Regions from separate parts of the Homo sapiens genome. Here region 1 is linked to region 2. Evidence: chromatin contacts called from ENCODE Hi-C or POLR2A ChIA-PET data. All regions are on one chromosome and are shown on one strand. The core of a region is the stretch at or near the end of the contact, and the rest is flanking DNA. Distances in the headings are between cores, read along the strand shown. Region 1 overlaps PACS1 (phosphofurin acidic cluster sorting protein 1). Region 2 overlaps EHD1 (EH domain containing 1).

Region 1 (6,810 bases), core at 3,596-6,095, 1.3 Mb after region 2:
GGAAGAGTTACGTGTCTCTCACTTTAAATCAAAAGCTAGGAATGATTAAGCTTAGTAAGGAAGGAATATTGAAAGCCAAGACAGGCTAAAAACCAGGCATATTGAAAGCCAAGACAGGCTAAAAACCAGGCGTCTTGCAGCAGTTAACTAAGTTGTGAATGTAAAAGAAAAGTTCCTGAAGGAAATTAAAAGTGCTACTCCAGTGAACTCCGGAATGCTAAGAAAGCAAAACAACCTTATTGCTGATGTGGAGAAAGTTTCAGTGATCTGGACAGAAGATCAAACCAGCCACAACATTCCCTTAAGCCTAAGCTTGATTCAGTGCAAGATCCTGACTCTCTTCAATTTTATGAAGGCTCAGAGAGGTGAGGAAGCTGCAGGAGAAAAGTTTGAAGCTAGCAGAGGTTGGTTCATGAGTTTTAAGTAAAAAAGCAACATAAAAATGCAGGGTGAAGCAGCAAGTGCTGATGCAGAAGCTGTAGCAAGTAATCCAGAAGATATAGCTAAGGTGGCTAGATGATGAAATGAAGGTGGCTACACTAAACAACAGATTTTCAGTGGAGATGAAAGAGTGTTCTGTTGGAAGAAGATGCCATCTAGGACTTTCATAGCTAGAGAGGAGAAGTTAGTGTCTGGCTTCAACATTTCAGAGGACAGGCTGACTCTCTTGTTAGGGGTGAATGCAGCTGGTGACTTTAAGTTGAAGCCAATGCTCATTGACTATTCTGAAAATTCTAGAGCCCTTAAAAATTATGCTCAATCTACTCTGCCTGTGCTCTATAAATGGAACAAAAAAGCCTGGATGACAGCATATCTATTTAGAGCATGGTTTACTGAATATTTAAGCCCACTGTTGAGACCTGCTCAGAAGAAAAGATTCTTTTCAAAATATTACTGCTCATTGACAGTGCACCTGGTCACCCAAAATTCAGATGGAGATGTACAAAGAAATTAATGTTGTTTTCATGCCTGTTAACCACAACATCCATGCAGCAGCCCATGGATAAAGGAATATTTTCAGTTTTCAAGTGTTATTAGTTAAGAAACATTTTGTAAGGTTATAGCTGCCATAGGTAGTGATTCCTTTCATGGATCTGGGCAAAGTAAATTTAAAACCTTCTGGAAGGGATTCACCATTTTAGATGCCATTAAGAACATTTGTGGTTCATGGGAGGAGGTCAAAGTATCAACATCAACAGGAGTTTGAAAGAAGTCGATTTCGACTCATGGATGATTTCAAGGTGCTCACGACTTCAGTGGAGGAAATAACTGCAAAAGTGGGGGAAATGGCAAGAGAACTAGAATTAGAAGTGGGGTCTGAGGATATGACTGAATTGCTGTAATCTCGAGATAAAATTTGAACAGATGTTTCTTGTGGATGAGCAGAGAAAGTGGTTTCTTGAGATGGGACCTACTCCTGGTAAAGATGCTGTGAACACTGTTGAAATGATAATGTATTACAATAATTTATAACAATAACTATGTATTACATAAACTTAGTGATAAAGCAGCAGTAAGGTTTGAGAGAACTGAATCCAATTTTGCGAGAAATTCTGCTGTGGGTAGCATGCTATCAAATGTATTGCATACTTTAGAGAAATCTTTAATGAAAGGAAGAGTCAGTGTGACAAACTTCATTGTCTTATTTTAAGAAATTGTCACAGATACCCCAACCTTTAGCAGTCACCATCCTGATCAGTCAGCAGCCATCAACATTGAGGCAAGACCCTCCACCAGGAGAAAGATTGCAACTTGCAGAGGGCTCAGAAAATTGTTAGCTTTTTTTTTTTTTTTTTAATGAGACGGAGTCTTGCTTGGTTGCCCGGGCTAGAGTGCAGTAGCATGGTCTTGGCTCACTGCAACCTCCGCCTTCTGGGTTCAAGCAATTCTCCTGTCTCAGCCTCCCAAGTAGCTAGGATTATAGGCACGTGCCACCATGTCCAGCTAATTTTTGTATTTTTAGTAGAGACAGGGTTTTGCCATGTTGGCCAGGCTAGTCTTGAACTCCTGACCTAAGGTGATCCACCTGCCTCGGCCTCCCAAAATGCTGGGATTATAGGCGTGAGCCACCACGCCTGGCTCAATAAGCCATTTTTATTTTTTTATTTTATTTATTTATTTATTTTTTTGGGACAGAGTTTCGCTCTGTCGCCCAGGCTAGAGTGCTGTGGCGTGATCTCGGCTCACTGCAAGCTCCACCTACCGGGTTCATGCCATTCTCCTGCCTCAGCCTCCCAAGTAGCTGGGACTATAGGCACCTGCCACCGCGCCCGGCTAATTTTTGTTGTTTTTAGTAGAGGTGGGGTTTCACCGTGTTAGCCAGGATGATCTCGATCTCCTGACCTCGTGATCCACCCACCTCAGCCTCCCAAAGTGCTGGGATTACAGGCGTGAGCCACCGCACCCAGCCCATTTTTAAATTAAAGTATATACTTTTTTTTTTTTTAAGACAATGCTATTGCACAGTTGATAGACTACTGTATAGTGTAAACATAACTTTTATATGCACCGGGAAATAAATAATTTCATGTCACTTGCGTTATTGCAGTGGTCTGGAACTAAAGCCACAATATCTCCAAGGAACTGTTTACTTGCTGTCTCGCTATCAGACTGTGAGACTGTCAAGGGCAGGCATTCTGCGCAGCTTTGGCAATACCGTCTAGTTGTAAAAAAGACGGAACTGTTTCAGGCCATGGGCATTCTAGTGGGAAGACAAATATTTAATCTCAAGTGTGCAAAATGCTGCCATAGAACAGGAGTGCAGTGGAGCATAATAGGAGCTCTGGACCTTGTCTGAACACATAAAAGAAGCCTTTTTCCTAAGGAGTGATTGCTTAAGTTGAAACCTGAAGGATGTGTGGGAATTAGCTAAGTGAAGAGAAGGAAGAGTTCCAGGCAGAGAAAACTGTGGACATAATGGCTTTGGGCAAGTTACTCAGCTTCTTCTCTGCTTCAGTGTCTTCATCTATAAAATGGGAATAATATAACCTAGAGTTATATAGTTAGGGTTGTTGTGATCATAAAGACAGTATTTTAAGTCATCATCTTCTAATATTTCTGAAGTGGGGCATAATTGGTTCATTCAGGATAACTTCTGGGTCCACGTTTATGTATTGAATGGCTAAATGTATGGATCTGCTTACTGCACTTTAACCTTGTTCTTTACCTGCTCTGAAGCCTTTCTTGCATTTTAATGACAAGAACGGTGTATTTTGCCTTTCAGTGAGTTTGTTAATTATGGAGATCAAACTCTGCCTTTCATTACTGCATAAGTCTCATGGTGTGTCAGACATCTTAGGTCAGTGTGTGTCATCAGTTAGAATGCTTTCACCTTCAAGAAACAGAAAAGCCAGCTCAATGACTTAAACACACAGATGTTTATCATTTCAGAAAACAAAAGTCTGGGGCAAGGGTGAGTCCAGTGCTGGTTAACTGAGCAGCCTGGCAAAGGCATCAAGGAGCCAAGTTCATTTTGCCCTCCTGCTTTGTCATCCTCAGTACAGGCTTGCCCGCTGGCTCCCCATGGTCTCAGGTGGCCTGTCGCAGTTCCAGGTGCCACAGGGAGACACCAGAACATCCCATTGAGGAGGAGGAACTGTTTCTTTCCATGTCTGTCTCTTTATTGATGAACATTTGGGTGGCTTCCACCTTTTGTCCATTGTGAATAATGCTGCTATGAACATTGGTGAACAATAAATTCTTTTTAAAAATACAGCATCTAGGGGCTAAGCTATGAGGATGCAGAGGCATAAGAATGATACAATGGACTTTGGGGACTCGGGTGAAAGGGCAGGAGGCAGGTGAGGGATAAAATACTGCAAATTGGGTACAGTGTATACTGCTTGGGTGTTGGGTGCACCAAAATCTCAAAAACCTACGGAAATAAAAAATTAAAGTACCACATCAATTAATGCGTAGACCAAATCTTATTGCAATTAAATTTCTACTTTTAGCATCATTTGCTACAATGAAGTTCTAGTATTTGAAATATTTTGAGCCACTGACTTGCTGTTTAATGGGATTTGATCCCATAGTAAAGAAGATATAAACCAAGTAAGTCAAAAGGATCTTAGAAGCAATTTTATTCCATCCTCTATTTTGAAGATGTTCTGGATTCAGAGTGATTTTCCAGGGTCAGAGAGCTAAGTCATGTTAAATAATTCAAAGTGTATGAAAATACACATTACTCACAGATTCAAGTAGAGTAACCAGGGGTGTCTTTTGCCTCTAGTCTTACTCTAACCAGTGTCTAACTATGCCTGTGTAGATAAAATAAAATAGAAAACTGGGATAATTCAGGTATTCAAGTAATTGAAGAAAATCAGTCCTGTTTAAAATATCTGGGCAGGCCGGGCATGGTGGCTCATGCCTGTAATCCCAGCACTTTGGGAGGCCGAGGCAGGCAGATTACTTGAGGTCGGGAGTTCAAGACCAGCCTGGCCAACATGGTGAAACCTCGTCTCTACTAAAAATACAAAAATTAGTCATGCATGGCGGCGCATGCCTGTAATCCCAGCTACTCGGGAGGCTGAGGCAGGAGAATTGCTTGAGTCCAGGGAGCAGAGGTTACAGTGAGCCGAGATTGTACCATTGCACTCTAGCCTGGGTGACAGAGCAAGACTCTGCCTCAAAAAAAAAAAAAAAAAAATGTGGGCAACTCTAATACTTAGCTTTTAGGTATTTGCTTCAGTAGTCCACTTTATGTGTTAGTGTTCGACATTACTAGTGGGATTTTGCTTCTCATGCTCTATTTTCTGATTTCTATCACCAGTGGTTTCATAGTTGTATACAGTAATCTCTGGTTAGAGACAGAGGCAGTGGCCTGCTGGGGAACACACCAGACGGAAAGTGAGAGTTCCTTGTTTTGGGCTTTACTTTGCCCTTGACTTCCAGTAATCAGGGTGTTTCCTTGTTCTGAAACACGCTTGTGTTAGTCACAACAGGTTCACAACTGGCAGACAGGTAATCCCTGAACAAGTAAATCCCAGTGGAACCAGAAAACTGGGTCTTGTTTTCCTTAATTGGAACCTGACTTAGAATCAGCTATTGAACTGGGAAACAAACAAAAAATAAGTGTTAGCCATTAGAAAATGAATTTAAATTACTGGTCTGTCCCTATTTAGAATTTCTTGCAATCATTTCCACTGTATGTAACACTGAAATCCTTTGTGGTTGTCTGCTGCAAAAGTGAATCTTTGACCCAGCAACTTTAAATGCTTTTGACACCATTGGGAATTTTGAGAATTGTTAATTTAATCTGCACTTGTCCTAGGTGGGGGTGGGGATGAGGGAGAAGTGATGTCCTTTTGCATTGGCAGTTATGCTGTTTGTAAGCAGAGGCTTGTGCTTCTGGAACTTATGTTTACTAGGGAGTGATTATTAGCATAATAAGTATCATATTCTAGCTTTTATTTCTGGAGGCAGTAAAGAGCCAGCCAAGCAGAGAGAAGAGTGGGAGGTGACTGGCAGCAAGGGCCTCGTCGCTATTAGTGCAACACTGCTGCGGGTGGAGGAGCTTTTCATCAAAGCAGGAAGAAGGGGAGGCCTTTTCTGCCTATGACTCCAACTTCCCTGCATGCCACGTCTTTGCAGGCCTGCAGTGAGGTTAGGATGTAAACGACTTTCTTTTCTTTCCCATCCCAAGCTCATCATGGGTTCTCTCTAACTGATTCTTGTTCTCTTAGTAATTATTTAGCTGTCAAGCAGGGACTTGTCCTGACAAGGAGAACGGGAAGGCCCTCTGGTTCCTGTCTACACAATGTCTGTAGTCCCTTCTCTCAAAGACTCAGTGTTGAGACTCACATGTCTCCCCGAAGGGAAGGAGGAGGCATTCAAGTAGAAACACATTTACGTCAACAGGTTTTCTGAACCCCCGGTGAATTTTGAGTTCTTAGTGCAACCTTCCCCTGCTTCACCGTTCCTGTTTCTTCTCTGTGCCTCTGTTTTCCGGTTGGGGAAGTGGAAAGGATCCTGACTCTGGAGGAAAGTGGAGAAGAACCAGTGGGCCCGACTGCATCAAGAGCCTCCCCTTAGCAGAGAACCGCCTGGTCCTCCTCACTCATACGTGCTGTCTGTGTGCAGGGTGCTCATGGGAGATGTTGAAGAGGTGTAAGAAGGCTTCTTCTCTGTGTAACTGGGGAGCAAGACATGCACACAAAGACAAGTGCATCAGGGTACGTTCAGTGTGTAACTTAAAATAAGCGACAGACATAGTGTGGTGGGCAGAACTGTGTGTATTTCAGACAGCGGCTCAAGGACTGCTTGTCTCTTTGTAGGAACACTGTAGGCCAGAATCAGTCTGTTAAATGGGAGTTGATGTCCTGTGACACTTTTCTAGATTAAATCGTCCTAATACTCTACAATAAATGCTTTTGTTTTTAGTTACTTGAGGGAAAAGATGGTATTTTTCAAAAAGTGAGACAGAAAAAGGCATATGGGACATTGTATGTATGTCCTGGTATGTGTGCACACCACCACCTGTGAAGCAGCCTTGCTGCTAAAGTAGACCCCGAGTTTGATAAAACGCCTAGATCTTACTGTGTATTTATAGGAAATACGAGGGATGGAGAAACATTGTAAATGGCTTTTTGGGGATAGAATCAGCAAATTCCAAACTGCATTATAGGATAAACAGAACAGTTTTTTCAACAAATAAATCATAAGGGGAAAAGGTGAGAAAAAAGCCTCTATAGATAAAAAGAGATTGAAGAGATGAATGAACCAATAGTCATATATGATTGATTCAGACAAAATGAAGAAAATGTGAGGCAATCTGGGAAATGTGGACACTGACTGATTATTTGATGGTAT
Region 2 (6,460 bases), core at 2,111-4,610:
CTCCATGGTCGACTACTCCCCAGGTGCAGGAGGGCTCAGCTACCCCCCGCAGCCTCTCACTCATCCCGCAAGCCCCTTGGTACTGAGGGACATCACTAGCTCTCTCACCCAGCTCTGTGGGGAGCACTCATGCTGATAACAGCTTGCAAGTGTAAGGGGCCTCTTGGTAACTTAAAGTGACTTTAGATCTATTATCTTCACAAGGGCCACACTAGGAGAGAGTTATTACCCTCCTTTATAGACTAATGCATGGAAGCTGGGGAGGGAGGTGGTGCCAGCCTTGAGCTCCTTCCTTGAGTGCAGACTCGCCCTGCAGAGGGCAGGTGTGTTGGGGCAGGGAGAGGACCTGAGAACCCAGCATGAGGAAGTGGCAGGGAACCCTGTGTCTGCCCCCAAGGGCATAGCCCTCTGTGGCTGGGAGCCCAGACACAAGGCAGGTTGCCCAGGTCTGTGGCATCCTGGCCACATTGGAGGGCTGCTGAGCCCAGGGTTGGAGCGCCCCCTTCCTCAAAGTCCTGAGAATCAGCCTTCAGGGGAAGGCCTAGGATGAGAGTCTCCAGCCGTGGCCTCGGGAAGCAGCTCCCACCAGATGGTTCTTCAGGGCTGGCAGGAATGGCGGCCGCCCCCTGCCCTTAGCCACTCTGGAAACGTGCACATGGCATAGTGGCCCGCTCCTACCCAGGAGGTCAGGACATGAGAGGCTGGCCTTGGGTCCTGCAGCCCTGCCCGCTGCTGACCAGGCGTGGGGCCTTGGGTAGATCTCTTCCTCACTCTCTGGACGCTGTCTTTTTGTGTATAATGGAGAACTGCACCTGTTCAGGTGTGAGAGACAAATGAGCTTCCCAGTATGGCCACCAATGGCCGTCCCAACCTTTCTCTGAAGGAGCACGGGCGGCAATGTGATTGGAGCCGGGGAGCTCCCTAAGCCCACCCTTGAGCCTCAGATGCCTGGCTCTTATTTGAAGGTGCGTCTGTTGGGATGGCTTTGGGAAGGAGCTGATGCAAATGCTAGGGGTGTGGACCCCCCAGTCCCCCAGCTAGTCCTGGCAGCCCCCTCCCCAACCCCATCTGCCCAGCACCAGGGGCGTGTCCTATGAAAAGTCCAAAGCTCCAAATGGGTGGACATATGGTGGTTTCATCATCCTGGTTTTTCTTCCAAAAACCTTCCCTGCAGTGTTCCAACAAGCCATAGGGGCTCCCACGCTCTGCAGCGGCTGCAGCCCCATGTGGTTTTACAATTATCAGTCCCTCTGGGTGCACAGGAAGCCAGGCCCGAGCCCACTTGGCCACCACCTCACTAGCCTACAGGCGCCACTGAGTCTGGGAGCTGCTTCAGGGAAGGGAGGGGCTGGCCTGTTTTGTTCTGGGTATTGGGTGAGGTGCCCTGCTCCCTGCACCCCACCCGACTAACCTCCTTGGGGTGCTTGGCAAAGGCCGCTCAAGGTGGGTGTCCTCGGGCTCTGCCTCTGTGGGCCACATCTGTTCCTGAATTAAGGCTTGAGGAAATGGCCTCAGTGGGGGAAGAGATCTGGCTAGAGTGGCAGAGCTGGGAGTTGAACTCAGGGCGGTCTCCCCAAGGCTGCCCTCCACGTGCTGCCAGACCTGGTGCGCTTTTAACACAGGAGTGGTGGCCGGATGTTCTCACCTCCCAACTCTCACCACCTTGCTGGCCGTGGCCGGGCAAGTCCTATGACTAGCCCATTTGATTTATTTTATGTATTTATTTTTGAGACGTAGTCTTGCTCTGACGCCCAGGCTGCAGTGCGATGGTGCGATCTTGGCTCACTGCAAACTCTGCCTCCTGGGTTCAAGCGATTCTTGTGCCTTGGCCTCCCAAGTAGCTGGCATTATAGGCGAGAGCCAGCACATCTGGCTAATTTTTGTATTTTTAGTAGAGACAGGGTTTCACCGTATTGGCCAGGCTGGTCTCAAACTCCTGACCTTATGTGATCCACTCTCCTCGGCCTCTCAAATTGCTGAGATTACAGATGTGAGCCACCGTACCCGGCCATTATTTATTTTTTACTGGTCTATTCTTCTAGAACACCCATTTGAGATAAGAACAGGGCACTGACTGGATTTGTGGTTAACTTCTTTTCTAAGGAGAAGAAATGTTTATTTAAAAAAAATTTTTTTTAAATAGAGACAGTGTCTCACTGTGTTGCCCAGGCTGGAGTACAGTGATGCCATCATAGCTCACTGCAGCCTCAAACTCCCAGGCTCAAGTGAACCTTCCACCTCAGCCTCTCAAGTAGCTGGGACTACCCACAGACACCCATCACCACTCTTGGCTAATTTTTGTTTTGGTAGAGATGGTGTGGGGGCGGGGGGGGGGGCGGGTCTCACTATGTTGCCCAGGCTGGTCTTGAACTCCCGGCCTCACACGACCCCACCTCACCCCCAACCTTGGTCTCCCAAAGTGCTGGGATTATAGGTGTGAACCAAACCCAGCCAGAAATGTTTATTCTGAATGAGATCTTACAAGGAACTGCAACATAGAAAACAGCTGTGCATGGCCAGAGGCAGTGGGCGGGCCCTTTGCCTCTTGGGTCCTGGGCTGTGAGGTGCTGCGTGGGCGACAGATTGCCCTGAAGGCCTCAGTCCACGGGCTCTGGTAGCTGGGTGGCAATGCCCCTCCTTTGCCCCAGGCCAGCCTCTGAAGAGGAGGCTTCTTCCCCAGGGTCATGGCCAGCTATGGATCTAGGGAGGAGGCGAGGGCTGGGACTAGCCCTCTAGGTGGGCGGCCACATCTCTGACCACATCCTCTGGTCCTCCCTGAACCCCGGTCGGAGCCCAAAGATGATCCCCAACCTGTAGAACCGAAACCAGGGCTATGAACTCTGGGGCAGACACCTGCCCTCAGCCCCTTTCAAGCCTCAGATCAGCAGGCGCTTCCTGGGGCAGCCCCAGGGGGTTCACAGCCCCTCTGTGGCCACACAGAGCCCTGCAGGTGGAGTGCTCCGGGAAGGAGAGCGGGCGGCCAGGCAGCACTTCCCTTCCTCCTAGTTCAGGGGCACTGCTAAGTTCTGTGCCTTCTCTAATGTGCTCACAGCTTGAACAAAAATGCTCCACCTCCCTTGGGTGACCCCTGCCCCAAGCTTTCAGGACCCCAGGCTGGAGTGACAGCATTTAACCTTTAATGTGGGTCTCTCAGCCCTGAGTACAGCTGCAGTCTAAGGGTGGGGTTGGGGGGATCTACCGTTTTTTCCTCTTAGTGTGTGCTTTGGATTAGTAACCTGATGGAAAGCACGCTGGAGTTGGACGGCCTGGTTTGCATCTGCTTCTACCACCTTTGTTATTTCGGCAGTCCTCAGTCTCGGACTCTCCCTCTGTGAAATGGGGGAACATGAACTTCCTCAGATCGTGACAGCGCAGCTCCACCTGGCACAGGGTGAATGCCCACAGGTGGCAGCTGAGTGACGCAGGGAGGGCCGGCCAGCCCTGCAGCAACTGAAGCATCCACTGGCACCTCAAGTGCTGGTCATAGGACCAGACACCACCACACCAGCTAGGCTCGGAGCACACAACTGGGTCCCTGAAACCCTCAGGAACTTGTTTCTGTCCTGCCTTCTGCCAGAGGGGCTGGAGCAGCCTCTACCCATGGCACCTCAAGTCTGCACCCTTTTATGAAGGGTCACTAATCAGTCACCCTTCCCTCTGCTGGTATAAACAGTCCCCCATCTGTGACATCACCTGGGCCTGACTGGCCCCACCCTTAGTTGCATGTTTGTCACAGGCTATCTGCTTTGTCTTCAGAGGCCCGGCTTCCCTGTACTTAAACCGTCCTTGGGGCTAGCAAGGAGCCAGTCTGGCTCCAAAGCCCAGAAACCCTTGTTTACTTGATGCCACCCAGTGCCGAGGGCCTGCAGGTGCCCACTCATCCGTCTGTGGCTGAGGGGTGCCAGCCTAGGCCTCAGCTATCAACATCCTCCCAACTGTTTCCCCCCTCCCCACCCCAAGTGAACTGCTCAGCTCCCACCTTGCTCAGGGAAGGGGGCATCACCCCAGAAACCCTTTTCCCTACAGGCCTGGCCCTCTTAGTAGGAGGGGGCAGCTACTGCCCAGCAGAGCAGGACTGGGCAGGGTTGGTCACCTTGCCCCGGCTGCCTTGCCACTCTGTCCCTGCTGGCATCACCCCCTCAGACACCAGGGGAGGATGGCCCAGGACTGCTGCCCCTGGAAAAGACAAGGAAGCACCCGAAGCTTTCGCACAGTTCAGACTTTTTAATGCAAGGAGAAAGTCTTCACTTCTCTTCCCACAGGTGTGAACAAGCCACTGCAACTTCAACAGTGACTTCCCGGCAAGGACAGCGCCCGCATCCATCCTCACCTAATACTGTATGGAGTGACGGGCTAAGGAGAACAAGGCCAGTTCCTGCAGACTCCGAGCAGCGCTGGGGAGAAGCTCCCTGAGACCCCCGCGGGAAAGCCTGGTGGGAAGCCCAGCTGTGTGGTACCTGGTGCTCCACCTGCCTTGGTGCCATCACAGCCCGGACAGTGGCCACTGGCCTGCAAACGCGCCCGGGCCCTGGAGGCTGGGCTCAATGGCCCCAGGCAGAGGAGGGGGAGGCGGCCTGAACTGGCCCGGGCCACTGGGCCGCAAGGTTCTGGTTTCTTATTGCTCAACCTGGGGGCCAGGGGCGTTGTAAGGACATCCAAGTGAGCTGCCCTCCTTTGCTAAACAGAGGAGGAAGGAAGGTAGGAAATGAAGGGGGATTACAGAAGGGGCTGGGTTTTCCCCTGGTCCCCGCTGTCTGGACATGAGAGCCTAGCCAGAACCACGGGCTTCCTCTTACCAGCACCAAGCTGTCGTGAGGCCCCGCCACCGCCACCCACCACCACCTCCCACTGTGGAGGGTGCGTCCCAAAGCTCCAGTTAAGTGAGAGGGTAGGGCAGGAGCTGGGATGACCACCCTTCCTCAGCCAGGAAATGCAACACTGGGGTCCAGGAACGGGGTGCTCCCCGGGTACCCACACCTAATGCCCCCTGGGCAGGGCTGCTCCTTGGCTGGAGGGTGGGAAGGGGAGACAAAAATCACAGCTTTTGAACAGTGGTTGGGAAGTTATTGGGAACTTTGGTCAAGTATGAAAGATATCACTTTACAGAACAGAAACTAGCTTATGTATTTTTCTGGAAGACATTCTCCTACTCCCCTGAACTCCCAAAAAAAGACCAAGGTGGCTGGGCCCTGCTTCTGTGACTGCTGAGCGGGGTTGCGCGTCGGAGCCGGTGGGGCGCGGGAGGAAAGGGCAGGGCCCGCGCACGGGGAGCCTGGGCCCGGGAGGGGAAGGCACAAGAACCCACTTCGCCCGAGAGCACGGGGGAGGCAGAGCCAGGTGAGGAAGGAAGCCACGGTCCCGTGAAGCAACCTCAGCTCAGAAGCACACGGAGGGTGCCTGGTGTTCCTGTCCATGCAGCCTCAGCCTAGCAGCTGCCAAAAGGGCGACCTGGCTCCCCCACGGTCGCAGTCGCTGCACTGTCCAGCTCCAGCCACAGCAAAGGCCGGGGGGCAGAGGCCGTGCACACAGGGCTGGCACACAGGGGAGGCGGCGACAAAGAACGCAGCCTCTAACGTTATATATTAAAATAGCCACAGTTCTTGTGCACACAATTCCATCCTCTCACCCCTGCCTCCCCCGCCAGGCCCAGGAACAGCCTTAAAAGAAAGATGGTGGTTTTCCTTTTCGAGAGGCGAGGAAACATCCGCTCAGTCTTTATGGACCTTGAGAAATGGTGAGGCTTCCCCTCCCCCCGTCTCTGCCTCCCGGCCGGGCGTGCAAATGGCAGGTGCGGGGCCGGGCGCCATCACTCATGTCTGCGCTTGGAGGGCGGCACCAGGTGCGGGGGCAGGTCGGCGGGCAGCTCGTGGCCCTCCAGCTTGACCTTGATGAGGTGGTTGGCCAGCGCGAACTCCTCGTCGTCCAGCAGCCCGTCCTTGTCCACGTCGGCCAGCTTCCAGATCTTCCCTAGCACGGTGTTGGGGAGCTTGGACTTCACCATCTCCTTCTTGGCGTTGGCGCCCGTGATCTTGCCGTTGACAGGGGACAGCGTGTAGAAGATCTCGTCGTAGGTGGGCTTGTCCTTGCCCACCACCCACTCCACGTCGTCGATGCCCTCGCCGGCCCCCTCGCCGTAGCCGTGCCCGAACGGCCCGTTCATGGTGCCGTCAAAGGCGCCGCCCTTGACCACCTGGGAAGGCATCAGGGACTCCTCCTGCCGCACCATCACCATCAGCCGCGCGATGTCGTTGGCCAGCATGTCATCCACCGTGTCCAGCAGCTTGGGCTTCAGCGCCTGGAACTTGCTGAAGTCCTGGGTCTGCAGGAGTTCCTGTGGGCGGGGGAGGAAGGACAAGGGCTGGGAAGGGAGGCCCCTCCCAGACTCCAGGCCAAGTGGTTCCAGTCAGGGCTTCACAAGCATAAAGTGCTGCTCCCCCACACTAGCAGGGGCGACTCGGCA

Evidence for each region. A loop is a pair of places that touch in the nucleus more often than their neighbours do. ChIA-PET counts read pairs that join two places held with the same protein, here RNA polymerase II (POLR2A). Pooled maps may share reads with other maps.
Region 1: a pooled map shows a loop between it and region 2 (4-fold over the local background). The contact joins two enhancer-like sites. A Hi-C loop is called at or near these places in 3 of 37 single-sample maps with no recorded cell type and 3 of 50 pooled maps. POLR2A ChIA-PET finds 5 or more read pairs at or near these places in 2 of 52 experiments (HEK293T and activated CD8-positive, alpha-beta memory T cell).

What each region holds. Positions count from the first base shown.
Region 1 is chr11:66,121,411-66,128,220 of GRCh38, forward strand. The region is part of intron 1 of PACS1 (phosphofurin acidic cluster sorting protein 1); the gene reads left to right. Among named protein-coding and RNA genes, the nearest start is that of PACS1, 55 kb to the left of the region's middle. RefSeq lists enhancers at 5,382-5,441, 5,388-5,682, 5,932-6,591 and a silencer at 6,042-6,101. Within about 2 kb of position 4,846, at least 29 of the 41 ENCODE cell types and tissues checked have a DNase peak (open chromatin) inside an H3K27ac peak, as active enhancers do.
Region 2 is chr11:64,848,527-64,854,986 of GRCh38, forward strand. It overlaps EHD1 (EH domain containing 1), which reads right to left. Exons shown (of 5, transcript NM_006795.4): 5 at 3,116-6,331. The coding sequence ends at 5,807. Among named protein-coding and RNA genes, the nearest start is that of CDC42BPG, 7.1 kb to the left of the region's middle. RefSeq lists enhancers at 3,139-3,188, 3,359-3,488, 4,806-5,804, 5,805-6,460, 6,051-6,460 and a silencer at 5,149-5,208. Within about 2 kb of position 3,361, at least 9 of the 41 ENCODE cell types and tissues checked have a DNase peak (open chromatin) inside an H3K27ac peak, as active enhancers do.